Regions from separate parts of the Mus musculus genome. Here region 2 is linked to region 1. Evidence: chromatin loops called from intact Hi-C (ENCODE). Cell type or tissue: heart. All regions are shown on one strand. Links, peaks and the distances in the headings refer to the core of each region. The heading gives the core; the rest is flanking DNA. Region 1 has its middle 17 kb from the start of Dchs2. Region 2 overlaps Dchs2 (dachsous cadherin related 2).

Region 1 (9,795 bases), core at 799-8,798:
AGTCAACGAGAGACCCTGTCACAAAAAATTGTAAATGGCATTCTTGAGGATGACTCCTTAGGTTGTCCTCAACTCTCCACACATCTGTTCACACATATCAGTACATACACGCAAACACAAACACATACACATACATGCACACACCGCACTTAAAAAGGCAGAGAGCAACATCAAAATGTATGCATAGGAGCTGAGCCTTAGCTCAGTGGTAGAGTGGTCCTTTAATAAGTACAGGGACCTGGGGTTGGTCTCCTGTACCTTCACACACATGCACACACATGCACACACGCACACAGTATACTCAAAGTAGTAGAAGGCATGTGAAGTAGAAGCAAACATAATTACTTGGAAAATTAACCCCAGATTTTAATAATGCTTACCTGGACAAATCAATAATTTGCACATCATAGTTTTGTAAAACTCTGTAAGATGGTAGTACTTGGCAAAGGGTAGCTCTTGGCAAAGGGTCTTAATCTGGGAAGGCGAAGGAGCATGCAGGAAGGATTCAGTGTGTGAGTGAGGTCCTTTGCTGCAGCTTTAGAGAAACAATGCCCCTCGAATGAGCACTGCCTGGGCTACTCAGGAGTATTCCTGTAGCCTTCCCCAAGCAAAAACCCTGGGTCTGTACAGACATACAGAAAAACTTGGGTGCCTCACTAAAGTGATGTGCAGGGCAAGGAAAAGGATGGCAGCCCTACCCAGTGCTATTACCACTGTGAAAAACAGACACTTGGAGTTGTCAAGTGCGTTTTACAGGCTAGCCGATTACAGCCATATACAGACTCTTCCCAGGCATCACCTCCCCATCTGCAGACAGGAAATGAAAAGTCTTCAGCCTGAACGTTAACTAGCTGCCGACAGCTTACCCATGGCGAACCAAGTCTGTCTTGTCTGCTTTTCTGCCTGGGATGGACATAAGAGGTAGCTGGTTATCAGCACAAATGAGAAACATGCGAATTATGGAAGGTGATGAATGACAGGTGACTCAGTCCCGATCCTGGCACCCTCCTTCCCAACTAAATTTAATGGCTGTCTGGGAAGATTAAAGACTTTCCGTATTTATGTTGAGCGTAATACTAGATACAATCTTGTGTGGTTTTTAAAGTGCCTTGTCATTTCTAATTACTTTGTGAGTCTACTGTCATGGGAATCTAAGGGTTGCTACTTTATCTTGGACTTGGTCTGGGATTTTCTTCAGGATGGCTAGTAGTCAGATGTACAAAGTCAGCATCTCAGAAGAGCATCCTGGGGTTCTGGTTGAGGACTCATCATGGCTTGTAGGATTCAAGAGGTCTCTTTGGCAAGCGGTCTTGTTCCTTAGAGATGACATCTGCACAGATCATATGTCCCTGACTCTGGGAGCAAGGACACATCTTCATGTCTTTGGTTTGCACTCTCCTGCTGGTTTGCTTATTTGGCCTTAACATCTACTAGGCAAAAACAACAACAACAAAAAAATGTGGTTTGTATAGAACTCAGTATTGCTGAGGACTCAGGACTGTGTCCCAGTTGGGATGTCTCATGAAGGACAGACAGTCCTCAGCTTCCCAGGCCTTCCAGGAATGAACTAAGATGCAAGCAAGGGGGATGTAGCTCAGTCAATGGATTCAGGTGGAATAGATGCATGCCAGACTTGAAGGGAAGGAGAGAGAGTGGAGCCTGCTTTCTTCTTGCCCTTTCCAGTCATTTGGACGCCATTGCCACTGCAGCAAAAGCAGCTACTTTTGTCCTGAAATGGAAAGAGAATCCAAGAGGTCTAGTAGACCGAGGGTTGATCTCAAATTTTGTTGTCAATTAATCGTTTCCATGATGAATCCACTTAGACTCATTTTCCAATATTGATTTATTTATGAAGCATGAACCAGTAATTAGTTATTGACTCTGTGAAGAAATTATTTGTAAAGCGAATACTCTATGATGTCACATGGTACACATGAGCTGCAGAATGACTGGTGGCTTTTCAGAGCAGCCTAGCCCATAGCTGCCCCTAAACATCTCCCGTGGTTGCTGTGCTCCTCAGAAGCAGTCGGCAATCCATCATGGGGAAGCGATGCTTAGAAGAGACCGGCTTTTAAACAGGCTTGTACACAAGGCCAAGTAATAGCTAAGAAGCAGAGTCAAATAAAAGACAGAAATGAGAGTTGCTCTTTAGTTCCAATGTAGCTCTAAAGGGGGAATTGATGAGTTTGGCATTTACTTCATGGTAATTCTATCTGGGGATGGGCCTCAGTCTGTCACCAGCATGCCACTAGACAAGTCACCTCTCTGTACTTACATGTCTTTTTCCAAATCTACCTGAAAAACACAGTTAGGCACTATACTGCAAGACTCTGGTAAAGGAAGGCTGCATGGGTGACATCACGCCACAGATCACATTCCCTAGTGACACTGGGAGTTGTGTCAGCTCCTGTGATTATATTTTGTGACATTGCTACCATGACAGAATTGACTACTGATTTCTCACAGATGTCCCTGATGTTGAGTGGTATGTATTTTCGATTGGTATTGTTTCTTGAATATTTAGAATCTTAAAGCTGGGTGACGGGGAGTACACCTCTAACTTCATTCCTCTCGAGGTAGAAGCAGCAAGGCTGTGAGTTCAAGGCTAGCTTCTCTCTCAAATGCTGGGCAGTGTGACAGTGAGCTATAGCCCTCAGTCACAGACATGAGCATATGGAGAAAGGACAGAGCCCTGTAGTGTACTGTCTTGCTTGCCATTTTGAGTATAAATATTCAATAAATTTCACAAGATACTAAGTACTTTATCATAAAATAGGCTTTTAGTTCAGTGATTTTTGCCCTGAGATACAACATTCTCAACCTATTTATGGAAGCTTAGGTTAAGATACATTCAATTGGTTGCATATTGATGCATTTCTGATTTATTATATTTCCAATGTTTCAATAAATTTGCTTTATTTTGTGTGAGCAAAAATCTTTATGCTGTCAGATGAAAAAAATTGTTTCTATATTAGAATCATTCTATAAGCTGATATCTGCAAAAAGAAAAGATCGTTATCCTCGAATGCATGGAAATAATGAGTGCAGAGGTTAAGATTAAATGCCTTTCTTCAAACTTAGTAGCAGAAGTCTGGCTGACCTTAATACTCCTGACAATTAATCTTGAACAGGATGCTGGGAGCACCCACCAGGGGCAGCTGCCCTCCTCTCCTCAGCCTGTTTCACCTTCTTAGCTTTTGGATGTGGTGTCCTTTGCACCGTTGTGGCTAGTTGAGGGGAACGCCCTTCATTCTATCTGTACACAGACTGTTTAAAGATGGCAACTTGGGTCAAGTCTTCAGAGTTCACTAGATCCACCAGGAAGACCTGGTTCATCTGCTCCATCCCTGAAATTATGGCCAAATATGTCCTTTGAGAAGGGGGAGGCCCCCTTAGGTATCACCCCACCCTGCCACATCAAGTGACTGCAGGACCAGGTGAATCCTGTCCCACTGAGGCCAGAACAGGATTCAGAGGTAGGCAAAAGATTCAGGGACAGCCACCTTCCAGTTCTTGGGGAGCCAGAATGAAGGCCAAGTTGTACATCTGTGGGGTGGGGAAGGGTGGTTGGTTTAGCCCATGCTCTTGCTTTGGTTGGTGGTTCAGATTCTGGGAGCCCTCAAGGGTTCAGGTTAGTTGACTCTGTTGGTCTTCCTGTGGAGAGCCTGTCCTCTTCAGGTCCCTCAATCCTTTCCCTAACTTTCCCACAAGCCTCCCCAAGCTCTATCTAAGGTTTGGCTGTTGGGTTTCTGCATCTGTTTCCATCGGCTGCTGGGTGGAGTCTCTCAAAGGACAGTTATGCTAGGCTCCTGTCTGCAAGCATAACAGAGTATTATTAATAGTGTCAGGGATTGGTTCTTGCCCATGGAATGGATCTCAATTTGGGAGAGCCATTGGTTGACCATTCCCCCTGTCTCTGCTCCATCTTTGTCCCGCACATCTAGTAAACAGACAGGGTCAAAGATTATGTGGGTGGGTTGCTGTCCTTATTCTTCCTCTGTGAGTCCTCCCTGGCCACTTCAGGCTCCACCCTCCCTCACCCCAACTGCAGGAGTCTCAGTTAGAGACTCCCTGTCCCGCCCCACCCCTCAGTCCCAGCTCTCTGGCACATCCTAGAGATTTCCCTCCCCCAGCTTACCGACAATTTCCTTTCTCTCTCCCCTGCCTTCCTACACCTAATCCCCCTGCCTTGTTCCCCTCCTCATCCCTTCTCTCATCCAGTTCCCTCCCTCCATCCACCTCTGATATCTATTTTATTTCCCCTTCTGAGAAAGATTCAAGCTTCCTCCCTTGGGCCCTCCTCGTTCCTTGGCTTCCTTGCGTCTGTGGATTGTAATGTCGTTATCCTGTCCTTTATGGTTAATATCCACTTATAAGTGAGTACATACATTGCTGTCCTTTGGGGTCTGGCTTACTCCATTTTTTCAGTGTCTGTAAGAGAAAAAAACGCAGAGGACAGCTTTGCTTGTTACTTTCTCTTATGGCCACAAGGTGGCAATGTTCTGAGCATCACTGTGTAAGTGACACAGAACTAGGCAGACTTTCTGCAGATCAGCCATAGTATATGTTATGTGCTACAGAGGAGCCTCAAATGTGTGAATTGGAACCAAACAGCAAACATGGGGAAACTGGCTGTTTGCCTTTTGTCAGTAATGTGGAGGTGGAGCTTGTGGCAAGGTTCAGTGACCTTTCCTTGTCCTGTTGTTCAAAGATGAAGCTGTTGAAGGTCTCGGGAGGAAGTAAGGGGGAAGTAAGGAAGTAAGGAGGAAGTGAGGAAGTGAGGAGGTTGGGAAATGAGCTGGGGTTATGTAGTGAAGAGCATGGCACGCCAGAGGAGATTTGATTTTGACGCTCAGTGGGGCTCTTAAGTAGGAAGGTGGTAGTGATGCGGATAACGGAATGGTACTTAGGAAGGATGAGGAAGTTAGTGCCTTAAAGTCTGACACTGTGGGGAGGGAGCATGTTCAAGCTCTCAGAGGCAGCCTGGCTATGATCTCAGGATGCGGATCTTTAGCACCAAGACTAAAGAAATGGTAGAGGAATGGAAGAGAGAGCTGCATTTCATTTAAAAGCAGTAAACATAGAGCTCACTGATTGTTCTGGAGTCAGGAGGGGGAGGGGAGGAGGAAGAGGAAGAAGTTGACTAGAAGTAGTCACATTATTTCAACTCAGTGGACTATATCAGACAAAGAACTGATGTTTTGGGGGAGAAAGTGATTTGGGGGCCTGGGGTGGGGTACCTGTTAGAATATTATCAGGGGGGAGAAACTGAGTGTATGATCTAAAATCAGACTTGATGATTAGAATAATCTAGATAGAGAGCTAAAGCTGTAAGTGGGAGAGTTCAGAGAGTGTCAGTAGTGGGGACCGTTCCTCCCCTCGGGTAACAGTGTCAGAGAAGCACTAGACGAGGGACTGGTCACTCTTGTCTAATACAGTGGAAAGCCAGATACAATAGAGACCAGACCAACACCCTACATGTACTGGGAACCCAGTGAAACTCTATGGGAGGAATGCAATGGGGGAGGGGCAAAGTGCTTGCTGAAGGGAGTGGCTTACTGGAGAGGAGACTCTTCCAACTCAAGCAAAGGTATTTATTTGTTGACTAAAGGATGTATTCAGTAGTGGTTCCAACTAGGTTAGAGGTGGAATTAATTCATATTAATCCACAAATCTATCAACCCTGTTGGGGCACTGGGGAGGAAGAAGTGAATAAAATAGCCGGGACCTGAAATGGAAAAGAATGGTGTTGTAGGAAGCAGCCGGGGACCACAGATGTAAAGATTGGTTGCTAAGAGATGGGCAAAGCAGGAGTTGCCCTAGTGAGATGGGATCTGAATGAAAATGAAGCATCTCCAGGAGTCAGTCCCCTCTCATCTCATCCTTTAGCTCACAAGCATTGTTGTTTAGCCTTCTACCTCCAGATTAGGCTGCGACTCCCTCAGGGAAGGAAGCCCTTCCTACCAGGTTACTCTACTGATTCCTAGCACATGTAGTTAAAGGATCTGTTTTGGTCTTTGTTTTTTTCTCTGAAATCTCAAAGGAAAAAATGCATTTGCGCTCTCTCTCCTCCCCTCTTCCCAGTGCTGGTCTGGTTGTGTAGGGAAATAGTTGGATCCCCACAGACCAGACAACTTGTTCATCTGCCCAAAAGAGGAGGTGTTGTTTATGTTTAACTGTTACATCTCTCTGCCAATTTCATAGCCCAAGGCCAACTATAAACCTTTCTAAAACTAACCAGAGTGTGGTCTCTAAGACCCCACGACTCAAAATCAAAGCCTTGGAATGTTTCAGAACCGCAGCCCAAATTAGTAGCCGAAGCTCATTCTGACAGCATATTCTTAATGGCCCTGCTGGTCATAATTTTGCTCAGCCTCATAAATCAATGTCCTGTTTCCCTCTAGGGTTACTAACTCTGAACCCGAATACTAATTTCCCCTTTAGAGCTCCGTATTTGGAATCCTGGCTGTGTTTCGGTTATGAAGACGACTTGATTGAACCAGCCCTCATCCTGGCTCTGCAGAGGTTAGGCAGGTGGGTGTTCCCTGGCCTCAGATCTGGCATTCTTCGCTTCTGTCTGTCTCCACACAAACATTTGATAACGTGGCACATTTTCTCAGTATTTCCCACATCCTACATCCTTACATCCCACACATACTTTTTCACATCAGTCTCTTCGTATCCAGAACGTATTCCCTTCATACAAAACAGACTCTTTCGACAGAATTAGATACGCTTAAAAACATAGTTACAAAGATAGTTTGTTATATAACCAAAGGGCTTCCAAACAGAGTGAACTAACTCTATGCACCATCTTGACAGCATGGGACCTTGATGAATGCAGGCATCTTAGCGCTAACAGAGGAGGGGTGGACTCGGTTTTTCCCCGGACAACTCCTCCCTCTCTCTGTCTCTCTCTCTCTCTCTCTCTCTCTCTCTCTCTCTCTCAAATCAAAATGTCAGGAGATACTCATTTATATTATAGTTTATAGAGTTGTTATATTTTAGTGGCAAGAGCAAAGTCATTTCGATTTATGGCAATTTAAAATAATTGCTCTTCTCAAAGTGGAAGGGAAATTAGCCAGCCCTGTGGATCAGCCTGCTTGGCAGTATGTCTCCCTGTGTCAGCTTGCTGCTCTCTGCACCACCTGCTTGAGTCCTCACTGGGGACAAAGACCAATGAGATCACTGCAGCAAGCTATAGATCTTGGCTGAGTTAAGGGGTCTGCTTTCGCTTGGTAATGAGGAGAGTGTCTCTGGAAGCTGGGCAGTTGGAAGCTGTCACTTCTCAGGGACAGATGAGTGATTACTATTGTTTTGCATCTCTGTAGGGTTAGCGCCTTTTATTGGTGACTCCTCAGCTCTGAGAGTTTCCTGTCCACCCTGTTTTATGGGCAACGCTCTGAGGAATGTGTTGTGCTGCAGAATTGCTGAAGGGAAGAAGCAACAGAGGTTTCCCCACCATTCGTAGCACACTGACTTTACCTGCCTTGAGCAAACTTAACAATGGGGATAGGAAGGTGCTTTTCTAGGTGGCTTTGGCTGAGGACTTAAAACTCTTTCTGACATTGACTCAGCCTGCTTTACCTCTGAGAATATTTGGTGACAACTCATAGATACCAATGCTAAGTATACAGCAACACCTTCATTAGTGCTGATTTTGACTAGAAAGACAAGTTTGGAGTTTAAAAGTAATAACAGAGGGGAAAGAAAAAATTCAGGACGCTCTTAGGAGAACTGTTTTTATTAGCCAAACTTGTAGCGGGGAAGGTTCCAAGTTTTTAGTCATTGCTGCATTTAAAAAAGAAAGAAAGAAAGGGGAGAAAATAATATTCCTCCCGAGGAACAACTATAAAATTACAGAATTGGAAAAGACTTTAAGGATATTCAGCTCCAAACTATCATTTCATGTGATAATTACAAGTTAGCAATGAATATGCAGCTCCTCCTAGAGTAGGAAGAAAATGCCAACTCTACAGTGAAGAAGCACATGTAGCATGCAAGCTCTCTGTTTTGAACACTTGGTGGGTTTGCTCCGCATTTTCAAAAGCACCAAGGGTCATGGTATTGTTGGAGTTGGAGCCCAAGGCTTGTCTGGCATGTCTGAAGTCATCAATGCCATGCCCAGCAACACACAGCACAACACAAAACCCAACCTGATGAAGAATAATAGCAAGAGTGAGGACCTATGTGTGTGCATGATTTGTGTGTGTTTGTGTGTGCATTTGTGGTGTGCATATATGTATGATATGTGTGTGTATGTATGCATGATATGTATGTGTGTTTACAGTGTGTGCGTGTACATATATATATACATATATATGATATATGTCTGTGTACGTTTATGGTTGAGTGTGTAAATGTATGATATTTATGTGTATCTGTGTGCATTTATGGTATGTGTGTATGATATGTGTGTGTGTGTGTGTGTGCCTTATAATATTTATCTTTTAGTGGACTGAAACTTATGAACCTCTTGCTGCATTTCCATTTGAATACAAGAATGGTTTCTCAGTGTGAGCATTAGCAAATTCCTTACCTCTTGGGCCCGGGTCCTCTCTTGAGGGGATCTCATAGCCCATTATGTAACTCTTAGATATATTCCCACAGTGAGGATTTATTCTCTCCACAATATAACCAGAACCCCCCTTTCCAGCTGTTGGGCCAAATACTTTGCTTTAAAACTCATCTTTGCTTTTTGCTTTTTACTTTCTTCTCTTCCAGGTAACTGGCAACCCACTCTCCACAGTGTCCAAATTCACATCTATGGTTTTAATCATCATGATTCTGTTTTATTTGCATAGGATTTCTTTTCCTCTTTAAACAGAATGCGGTTTTGTACTGATAATTTTTCTAGTAACATTTAAAAAAATATAAAACTTTGGATAATACATTTAAATCAAATAACTTCATCTTAATATTGTAAGAAACACATTCTCTAAAATGAATCTGCCTACATTTCCAGCTGGAATGTGTCCTTTGGGACACTGCTAGCTGGTTGCTAAACCAGTGCTGGGGTAAATTCCACTTCCTGTGCTGTGAAAACACACAGGTCTGTGAGAGGGCAGCACACTGGGGTACAATACTCAGTCCACACACCGTGGGGCAGGGACTAACAGACTGGGTGCTACTGCCATTCATTTCCCATGGCTGCTGTGGTGAATTATTGCACATTTAGTGGCTTCAAACAATACAATTTAACTGTCTGCCCTGTAGGTAAACCCAAGGAAAGCCTCAGTACAGGAAAGCCAAAGCCTTGGCAGGCCTCAGTCCTTGAGGAATTCTGTGGGAAATTCCAGTTCCCCATTTTGCCAGGCTGCAGAGGCTGCTGGATCCCTGTGCTCATGGCCCCTTCTTCTCAGCTTGTTTTTCTTCCCTCCTCTCCTTCTCTGATTTTGATTCTCTCCTTCTTCCACTTGTAAGAATTTCTGTGTGATATGGGGCCTAGATTGTCCCTGTGTCATTCCCTTAATTATACATCTCCTTTGCATAAAGTAATGAACGACTACCACATTCTAGGGACTAGGGAGGAGGGTGAGTTCTTCCTAAGAATCATGAGGACTGTGGGAGCAAGGGAAGAGCAATCCCCCCTTTCCCTGCTTTGACAATGGGGCTTTGCAGAAGGGCTGAGCTACTAGGATCTTTCACACAGGACACCTGCAAAATTTAAGGGCTGTGGGTTCTCTCTGCAGCCACCTCTCTCTCTCTCTCTCTCTCTCTCTCTCTCTCTCTCTCTCATTTTTTCTTGGGCTGCTCAGCACACTTGCTCAGAGATTCACAACCACATCTGCGATG
Region 2 (9,795 bases), core at 734-8,733, 110 kb after region 1:
TTTCCTTTTTATGTCTCATTACAAACTGCACCACACACATCAGGCCACTTCAGGACTATTGAGTGCTTTGGGAGTGAGATTGCCTTCACTATTTCCTTTAGCTTTTGGTATCCAATACATTCATAGGGAAAGGATTGCCTGTGCTTGTGACCTTTAGTCTCTTGGGAGAGATAAGTCCCCAGAGTTCATGGGGTGGGGAGGGGACACTGGAGTAGGGTATGATAATGCCCTTACCACCACAGTCACTATTATCCTAGCTCCAAGATTAGCAGAAACTCTAGTGTACTCAGTCGAGTGCAAACTGGGACATTAGCAATGTTGAGCAACAGACAGTGCTACAGCTCAGAAGAGATTCATTTTCCAAACGAAAATGTAATACATGACTCCTCTGAGAGTAAGCTGTGTAATAGGTTTGTCAGGACTCCAAAAGAGTTTCTAGGAGTAAGATGTAATGAGACGAAGGAATTTAGTCATTAACATCCATGTGTGGGATTGGTTCTCACCAGAAAAACATGACGGGGTATCATTTACACTTTAGCTATAATATAGTAACAGATATTGGGCTTGCCCCTCCACTCTAAACAATATAAAACCAAACAGACTATGTGAGACAACTGTTTCCAGGTGTTGGGCAGTAGGCAGAACGGGACTGGGGTCTTGAAAGAAAAGCAGCTTAGGAGAAGAACCATTGTCAGCTCCAGTCCTTTGACTCGGGGTAGTTTTCTGATTGTGGTGAGATGAGGTAAGACTCCAGCCAAAGGGTGGTCTTTTTGACAACTAGGCTTCAGTGTGGCTAAACTTTGGGAAAGGAGCATGACTGAAAGAGCCCCCTAGATTGGTGTTTGCTGTAGGCCTGAGGTCCAGAATTGCCACATACAAATGTGGGCAAGCTGTTGCTTTGTAGAGTACAGTTGACCAGGAAGACTTGGAGCTTGTCTTGTGTTTGAAGATGCTGAAGTTCCATCACTGAGACCAAGAGCCCTTGCTCAACAACTAGGACATTCTTTTAAGAGTATAAAAAGGCCATACCCTAAGACTAATCCTTCAAGTAAGAGTGATGGTCCTAGGACAAAATGTCAAGTCTACAAAGGAAAGCAATATAATTTAGGATATTTATACCACACATAATAACTAATGAACACTAAAATATCAACAGAAACATAAAGAAGCAGAAAAATATGATTAATTATCAAAACTTGAGCAGTAGGTACCCACCCAAATAACTACTGTTAGATTTATCAGATGAGGACCGTTAGGCAGCCATTTAACTGTGTCAGATGTTTTTAATGAAATAATGGCTCTAATGAGAACTGGCTTGTTGATGCTAGAAAACATTAGGTACTACAGAGAACATCTAAGTGGAAATCTAGAAGCGAAGAGGCTGATATCTGATATAAAGAGTCTAATCTGAATAAAGGAATGAGTGATTAATGGATCAACTAGACACACAAAGACAAGAAAAAGTGGGAAGACAGACAGACGGACAGACAGACAGACAAGGAAATAATCCCAGCAACATTCCTCTTGATACATAAGCACCTATAGGACCTCTTCTCATCCAACAATGAAGAGCACACAAAGGTGACAAGGACACATAGGATGTTCACTGTAGATCATAAAAATCTCAAACACTGAAATTATTAAAGACATGGACTATGTACTGTGACCACATAGATTTAAATTCAACCAGCAGCATTAGATAAAAGCCGAGCATTCCAGAGTGAGCTGACAATCTACAATAAATGATGTGTCAGGGAAGAAATAAAAAATTAATTGGAAAATATTTTTAATTTAGTGATAAAAAAGCACATTAACTTTGCGATATGCATTAAAATCAGTTAATAGACAAATATTATGTTATATATTTTAATAAGAAAAAAAGATACAAGGAAATAAATTGAAGGAAGGAATTGTAAAGAGAAAAGCTCATAATTGAGAAAATATAATTCGGGAAAATTAACACAGGGAAGGGTCTTTGAAAGGTAATACATTCAAGGAGAACCTTGGAAGAACAACCAAGAAAAGGAGAAAATGAATTATCAGTAGCAGTAATGAAAGAGGATGCAATTATGGAGTGAGGCACACTGAACATATACGATGCAAGATTACATATCAATAAGTTTGACAAGCTACATGAAATGGACGAATGGGTAACTATAGAACTGATGCAAAAGGAAAGAATAAATTTGGTAGCTCCAGTGTACTTTATATGGGCAACATTTATAATAATGACTCATCCCTTTATTCAAATTACCAGCTTTGGATGTAGTAATAAATTCTATCCTACATCCAAGAGAGAATTCACACCAATAGGTGTTAGTTATGGTTTAATATGGGAAAAAAAATCAGAGCTAACAGACTTGCTAGGCAAATATGACTACTTGGCTCTCAATTTTGTATGCTTCAGCCCATGGTGGATTTGGAACATTACTTTTGGACATGTGGCAAAGATGGTATGATGTGGGAGGGTGACACATCGCCTCAGCCAGGAAACAGAGTAAGAGAAGAAGCCAGGATCCCAATGTCCTCCTCAAGAGTGCGTTTCCAAGGATCTCACATCCTTCTATGAGCAACAAACTCCTAAAGTTCCAACCCCTCCCAGCAGTATGACAGTTCATCTTAAATGTCCAACATGCATGAGCCTTTGAAGAACCCTTATGCAAGCTATAACACAACCTCACAAGGTAAGGAAATGGAAGATAGAATGTTTCTCTACATAATGCTAACATGCAAAGGGCACCGAGACAGTGAAAATAAACTAAATCATAACTAGTGACCTTCATGAACAGATACAAGAGTCTGCATCACAATATTAAGAAATTAACCCAATGAAACAAAATTGAAACCAACTGGAGTCTTAATACAATGTATGTAACCTTTAAGGCTAATGGAGAGGGTGGGAGATGGCTTAGTGGATTCAGTGTTTGCTGCTGAATCTCACAACTGTGAGAACTGGAGTTCCAATCCTCTGAGTGGAAGTGAGGTTGAAAGGCATGAGTTCAAATAATGAGCCTCTTATTCTCTAGCATTCTATGTGGTTAGGAGAGCACAGACTAGAACCTGGGAGGGATGGGAGAGACCCTCACAGTAGCGATGTGTATAGAGGAGCAGGCAATATAAGATCAACACAGCCTTGGAGTGAAGAAAGGATTTTGTAGCTATAGAAATACAAAGCTTTGAGAAAGGAGGAAAGATACCTAAGAAGGATTTTGAAGGTGTTTTATTTTGAAGAAATAGAACCCTCGTTACTTCTTGTTGCCTTCAGGGTGGATTTGTGTTTCCTCTAAAATGCCATCATGAAGTGCTGTCATGTTTCATCTATGTGTGCGAATACTTGGAATGGTAAAGGCTTTGGGCAGGATTCACAAGCATTTTCAGCTCTCTTCTGTATATATTAAACTCACCCTACCATATCATGGGGAGTGGAGATCATGGGCAAGCCCCAGGGAGTACACTTCTGGTTTCTTGGTAACCTGGCCTTTGAAAGCAGTTCTGTAGCATCCTTATCAAACAGGTGGTTAGACGATGCTTTGGCTGAAAAAAAACACTGACTTCTCAGCTGGATCAAAAGATAACCAAAGCCAGGATGAAAGCAAGCCAGGCACTTCTGCCCTCATCTCGAATCTGTCTCCTTTCAGCCAGGTCACACGAATAAGCTAATGTCCTGAACCCTTAGCCACCATATATTGCAGGAAAAACAAAAGCCTATGTGACAGATGACTCCCTCCAATAAGGTCAATTTCTGCAAGGGTGAGGCTACATCTAGAGCACAGTGGTCCTGCCCTGTCCTGAATCTACTTTGTTCCTTCAAGCAATTAGAACTTCTTGGGCCCACCAGAGGAGCATTGAGCTCATGACCAAGGAGGTCCACACCTAAACCAGGCTGCTTGAATTGTAAATACTTCATGATTCCTAGAGAGAGCTCCTGCCAATGCCTTGCTAGGAGCCACAGAGGACAACCTTACTTGTGCCTCTTTCCCGTGAAGCCACAGCGAGTGACTCCCTTCCTCTGCTTTTCACTTTTCATGGTTACTCATCTTGTTAATTGGCAGATTGGGAACAAACAAGTGGAAGAGCTTGTCTTGCTGGTGGTGTGGAAGCCGGGGCTTTAGCCCTAAAAAATCATGGCTATCCTTACAGCTCTCAACCATAACGTCTGGTCTTGGAAGCCTTGTCACTTTGAAAGCAGATCTTCTGGGGTTTGTAAGTAAAACATACTAGTGTTTTCTCCACGGGTTGCCTGCGTAGGGAGGAACGCCCTATGGATTTATGTGTTCTTGCAATTCATTCACAGCAGCTTGGAATTCCCTTTCTGCTCCTTTGCTCCCAGAGGGACCCTTAGGTTTCTCGAGTTGAGTGGAAACAGCTTGAAGCTATGGAAACCTCAGCAGAACATTCAGAGCCCAGCTGGAATTGACTGTAGGCTGCTCAGCCACCGAGGACAGCCATTAGTTAGGATGGATTCAGCTTTGGGGTATGGATCTCTTTGTCACCAACTCCCTCTGCTGGCACCGTGTTTTCTCCTCATGACTAAACCCTGTTCCTCATCAAATATGATTTTTATCTCCATGCGGTCGTCTTAAAAATAGCAACTCCAAACCAAAACAAAATGTGTTTATTTACCAACATAAGGGCTCCATGAGAACTGATGGCTTGCAGGGCTCATTTTCCATTCCCCCCCTTCCTGCCTCTGCCCATCACAGTTCCAACTTTCCTGCTGCCACGATCTGTGGACCTCTAGATCTGCACCGCACCTCAACACCTCATTGTCGGGTTCAGCCATGGAACATCTCTCACACAATGTACAGTCTCTCTTTGTTAAATATAAAGTACTTAAAATATGTATCCATTTAAACTGTCACTAACTATTAACAGATTTGTGTGCTTATGAAGTTTTTTTTAATTTAAAAATTTTTTGGCAGATTCCAATGTCAGAATCTCACATGCCATGTGATTTAGAAGAATGGTTAAAATCTAAGGGGAGGGTGAGTAGGTCAAAGGCTGAATGGTACTCAACTGCTCTAGGAATGATACCGTAGTTAAAAGCAATCCAGAATGGAGCATGGAGGTTGTTCTCAGGCATGACAGTCTATTTACAGCCCTGTTTCTGCTTTCAGTCCTCCCAAAAGGCAGATACACCGAGGACTCATGTCCACACATTTGGTTCCTATTCCCTGCCCATTTAGCAGGAAGCAGATTCAAGTGGAAAATACAGTCTTGCCTATGAAGTTTGTGATGTAAAAGGAGAGCCTGTCTGTCCCTCTAAACCTTTTGCCAGGGTGTGATCTGGGATTGGCAGACCTCTGCTGAAGAGTCTTTGATTTTCAGAGAACATAATGAGTTCGGGTAGTCGTGGTGGGCTTAGATTTGAGTAGGAACAGGGAATTGTACTTCTTTACGCAGTAAGTTAGTGTGACATTATGGCATAGTGGTAGTGCTGGGGAAAGATTATTCTGTATGACAGTATGATAGGGGGTCATTCAGGGCTAGGGCTGGATCCTTCTGTTTGATGTTATGATGGGCTGATAACCAGGGTTGGGGAAGGATCCTTCTGGATCTCAGGGGAAGGAGGATGACTAAATACGCCGTTGTCATGGGGACAGCATTGTAAAATGAGAAGCCTGTAGCCATTATTTCCCACAAATGGTCTGCAAAGTTTTGAACTCACTCTGTGTTGTCATCACATTGTTTGGGACATGCCTCATTCTGTCTCCAACAGTGATTTATTGATCTGTGGAGGAACATTCTGGAACCACATAATCTGACAATAGAAGGATTAGGGTTCGATGGACAAAGTATGGTGGGAAGGACTGAGAATTAGTAATAATAACTGAGCATATCGCATACTTATGATAGACCAGGCATTGACTACTTCTGTACACTCTTTCCTTTCCATCTTTACAGGAAACCTGAGAAGGGGCAATCAGCTGCTGATAAGCCTCATTTGACACAATTCATAAATGACTGACTTCAGATTCAAACTCCTGTCTGAGACCCCTGTTCTTTTAGGGCATAGAACACTTTGTATGTGTTGATTGTTTATTCCAATAAAATTAAGATCCAATCAGATATCACTGATCATACTCTATGGTCTGAGGGGGACGTTCACCTTAGAGTCTTTAAAGAAATTAGACAATCCTGTTTCCGTTGAGGTTTTTTCCCTCAAAGAAAATTGAGGTGTTTCAGCTCCAGTAGCCACCCTCTCCTCTTCAGCTCAGCCCTGAGCTATTCATAAGCACTTCCTTTTCTATTCCCCCCTTCCTTTTTTTCATTTTTTCGAGACAGAATTTTTTCTTTATGTAGCCTTGGCTGTCCTGGAACTAGTTTTGTAAGACAGGCTGGCCTGGAACTCACAGAGATCCCCCTGCCTATGCCTCCCAAGTGCTGGGATAAAAGACGTGAGCCGCTGTCTGGCCTCCATTTTAAATTAATTTCTCTTCTCACTTGCTGCTTTTTTCCATACCGTTTTATTCTACTCAATGCACATATGAGCCAGCTTCCTGATGTGTCAAGTTTTTGTTATCCATTCCTAGGGGTTGCGGAGAACGACAGAAAAGAGAAAGCTTCCTCCTGTCCATGTCTGCCACCCCCTCATTTTGAGAAACCATTGCTTCGAGAGTCTGTGGTTTAGATTTGGTAACTGCAAAACATGGGTTTAGGGAGATGATATTTTAAAAACAAAACTACTAATACAAAGTGAAATCCAACTTTGGAAATGTTAACTGTAGAATGGGAAAAAAAATCCTATTGTTAGGCATGACCAGGCTTAGAGAGCAGAGGAGAGAGGCCTTGAAGGAGGAGCACTGTCTAAAAGAGGCCATCTTGAAACTGAAGGACCGTCATAAGCTGTGGGAGGAAAATAAGATCCGGTAGGATGCGTAAGAAGTATAAGCATTTTTATATTTTAATGATGCAATATTTTTTTAAACTAAGCCCATTTCCTAAATTGGGTCAGCTTTAGAAAACACAGATCATATCGGTGGAGTCTCTTCTTGGCTGTAGAATTTGTATCACAGACATCCACTAACTTTATTTCAGACTTTTGGCCCAATTTACAAAAGAAGTTGAGAACAGAACTAGAGGAAAAAATAACCAGTCATTAAGCCCTAGTCCAAATGGTATATGTGGATTAAGTAGGATTTGAGAAACATGGAAGAACTTTTGCCTAATAAATATTCACTCATATAACAGTTTATGTTCTCTCCCTGTGCCAACTTTTATGGACTTTCAAGTGTCCTACTTGACTGTACATTGTACTTCTTAGTGTGAGCCCCTCTCTAACCTTAGATCCTTCTTTGTCTCTTCCATTCCTCATGGATGTACAGAGCCATGGCTCTTACGCCCCTCACCATCCAGGCTGTTGCTTTCACTGAGTAGCAAGGGTTTGGACACATAAATAAATTAAATCCAAGAGGAACAGCATTGGGATAAGATGGGGGAGTGATGTGAAAATGTAGAGGGTGGGAAGAGCTTTCCAGCTGAGGTCCAGGGGAAGCTCAGAGGCAAGCTGCACTGGGTCTTCCTCCTCACAGATGTGGATTAGGGGTGGGAGTTACTCAGCCAGAAGTGGAGCAGGGAGGAAACACCACACTTGAGGCAAAGCCCGGAACAAGCACTAACAGTGGGCTTTGCATTCAGATGGGACCCTGGCATTTAAAGGACTGGGAGGAGACAGACTATAAAAGGTCTGGGGACACCTTTAGAACCTTGAGACCAGAGGAGTATAAGCAGTGGGCCTGCAAATGCCTTCTCCCTCCTGAGTTCACAGCCAGCTGGGGGGTGGCCAGCACGAATAGGAGTTACAGAGCCACCATGGTCATAGTAAAAACAAATCGGAGGCTACACTTCCAGAGTGGTGGCCCAGCGGGATCCTAATACCTCTGCCTGAGTGAGGAGGTCCGTGCAGGATTCTTTCACGGGAGCAGACACGGAGCACATGTCAGAGAGCAGGAATGCCTCTCTCTCTCCATTCTTCTCTCTTGTATCTTCCTCCCTGACCCAGCTCCTCCCTGCCTCTGTATCCCCTTTTCTTTCTTCTAACCCATCCCACTTACCCTTCCCTTGTTCCACATTTATTGTCTTTATATTTTATCACAGCCATTGACTTTGACACGTGGAGAAAAGCATAGCCAACGACAGGCATGGCATTCATATTTGAGAATGAACTCCATGATTTAAAGGGGAGGGAATCTGAAAAGGAAATCCCAGCTGGGCCTCAGATAACTTCTCCCCACACTAGGATTCTAGTGAACCACAAAAGGACAACTGTGTCCTCCACCCAACTTGTGAGCCTATAAAATGCTCACAGAAACTTTCCTCTTGAAAACATAGGGAAGCACATGAAAAGTGTCATCAACACACTCTGCACACAGGAAGCTTGGTCAGTCTGCGGTACTTCCTGCCTCTGAGCTCCTTCTGGTCTTCAGTGAGCAGCTCTCAGGACCACAAGTCCCTCATTCTCTAGTTTACTCTCCCACTTGCCCCATTTTCTGTCTTTCTTTGCTTAGAACATTTGTTTTCCAAGAAAACCACTCCCGTATTTCTGTGTAATCGTTAAGATAACTCCACTCGGCTGTCTTTGCCACCATGGTGGGTTGTGGGGCAGTCAGGTGAAATGAAGACAGGTGGGAGTCCTCTCTAAGAGTGTCTTAGATGGTATTCAGATGGCCCAGAGCCTTAAGTCAGGACAGTGCATGGAAGCTTTGTGTGTAGACGTACTGGAAGAATACACCTTTCTTGGGGTGTAAAGGATGCCAAAAAGAGCCAGATTCTCAAAGGAGTTACAACCCAGCAGGAGTTAAGAACATCCGTGTTTAAATGAATAATTACGAGCACATTGTGACAAGTATGTGTCATGCAATCTGAATAATGAAAAATGTCATTAATATTGTCCCCAGTACATGTAGCCTCATTTAAAACATAGACTTATCTATCTCCGTGAAGAGAGTGACTGCACCAGCTAGCGGCCCACACAGTGGTCTTTCTTCCTTCTCATTGCTACGGAGTCCCTACCTTTCAACTCTCGTTCAAATGGCAACATCCTCTGGGTACGTTCCTAATCCTTCCACCTGTGTCAGCTTTGCTCCACTCCACAGCTTCTGTCCTGCCATGTTCAGCCATGTTGGGGGCCCAAAGTTGAGGTCTCAGGGCCTCAAGAGATGAGGGCCTGAGACCTCAGATACTGTAAGACAGTGACACTTATTTAAGTGTTTCTTTCTAAGTTGTTTTGCCGGTTGTTTTATAGCAGCAATAGAAAGCCGAGTACCCCTCCATGGCAGGAGTTTGGGCTTAAGAGCAATTTTAGACACTATCAGCATTCAAGATCACTGATGGCATTGGGATAGGATTTTGCCACTAAGAAATAATTCATCTAAAACAGCCATATGAAGAGGCTATTCTTCATACTGTCTTTGTTTCACCTAAGTATGTACTAGAATATGAAACCCATCAACCAAAAGTTCCATGCCTTGCCGTTGACTGAAAAAGTCATGAAATGAGTAGACCACCATATCAGTGGGGTTTCAGGCAGTATGTAGAGGGTCTACCTCACAGGAAGTGGGCTTTGCACTAAGTTTCTCTTAGGAAACTATTTCGAGTAACACGAGGGATCTCCTCCCACCTAAATGTCTCCTAGGTGTCCATTCCTCAGCTGCCAAGTCACCGTAATGCTTTTAGGAGTGTGTGGTGTCTGGATGAGAGTAGCTCCCATAGACTCACTGTTTCTATTTGTGGAAGTGTTTGGGCAGGATTAGAGGTGGCCTTTTTGGGACAGAGGTGGTCTTCTTGGAGGAGGTG

What was found. Hi-C counts contacts between places; a loop is a spot of excess contacts. Peaks named below come from ENCODE experiments on the same cell type or tissue, not always from the same donor. Only the 100,000 strongest peaks of a DNase experiment are listed, where the experiment ranks them.
Region 2: it touches region 1 in a loop (8-fold over the local background); 13 of 42 quality-filtered maps call a loop at or near these places.

What each region holds. Positions count from the first base shown.
Region 1 is chr3:83,105,880-83,115,674 of GRCm38, forward strand. No RefSeq gene overlaps it. Among named protein-coding and RNA genes, the nearest start is that of Dchs2, 17 kb to the right of the region's middle. In heart, for the core only: a CTCF peak has its summit at 4,490 (motif pointing right); no DNase peak of the experiment used is centred there; H3K27me3 peaks cover 1,279 bases.
Region 2 is chr3:83,217,839-83,227,633 of GRCm38, forward strand. The region is part of intron 1 of Dchs2 (dachsous cadherin related 2); the gene reads left to right. Among named protein-coding and RNA genes, the nearest start is that of Gm10710, 93 kb to the left of the region's middle. In heart, for the core only: a CTCF peak has its summit at 4,520 (motif pointing left); no DNase peak of the experiment used is centred there.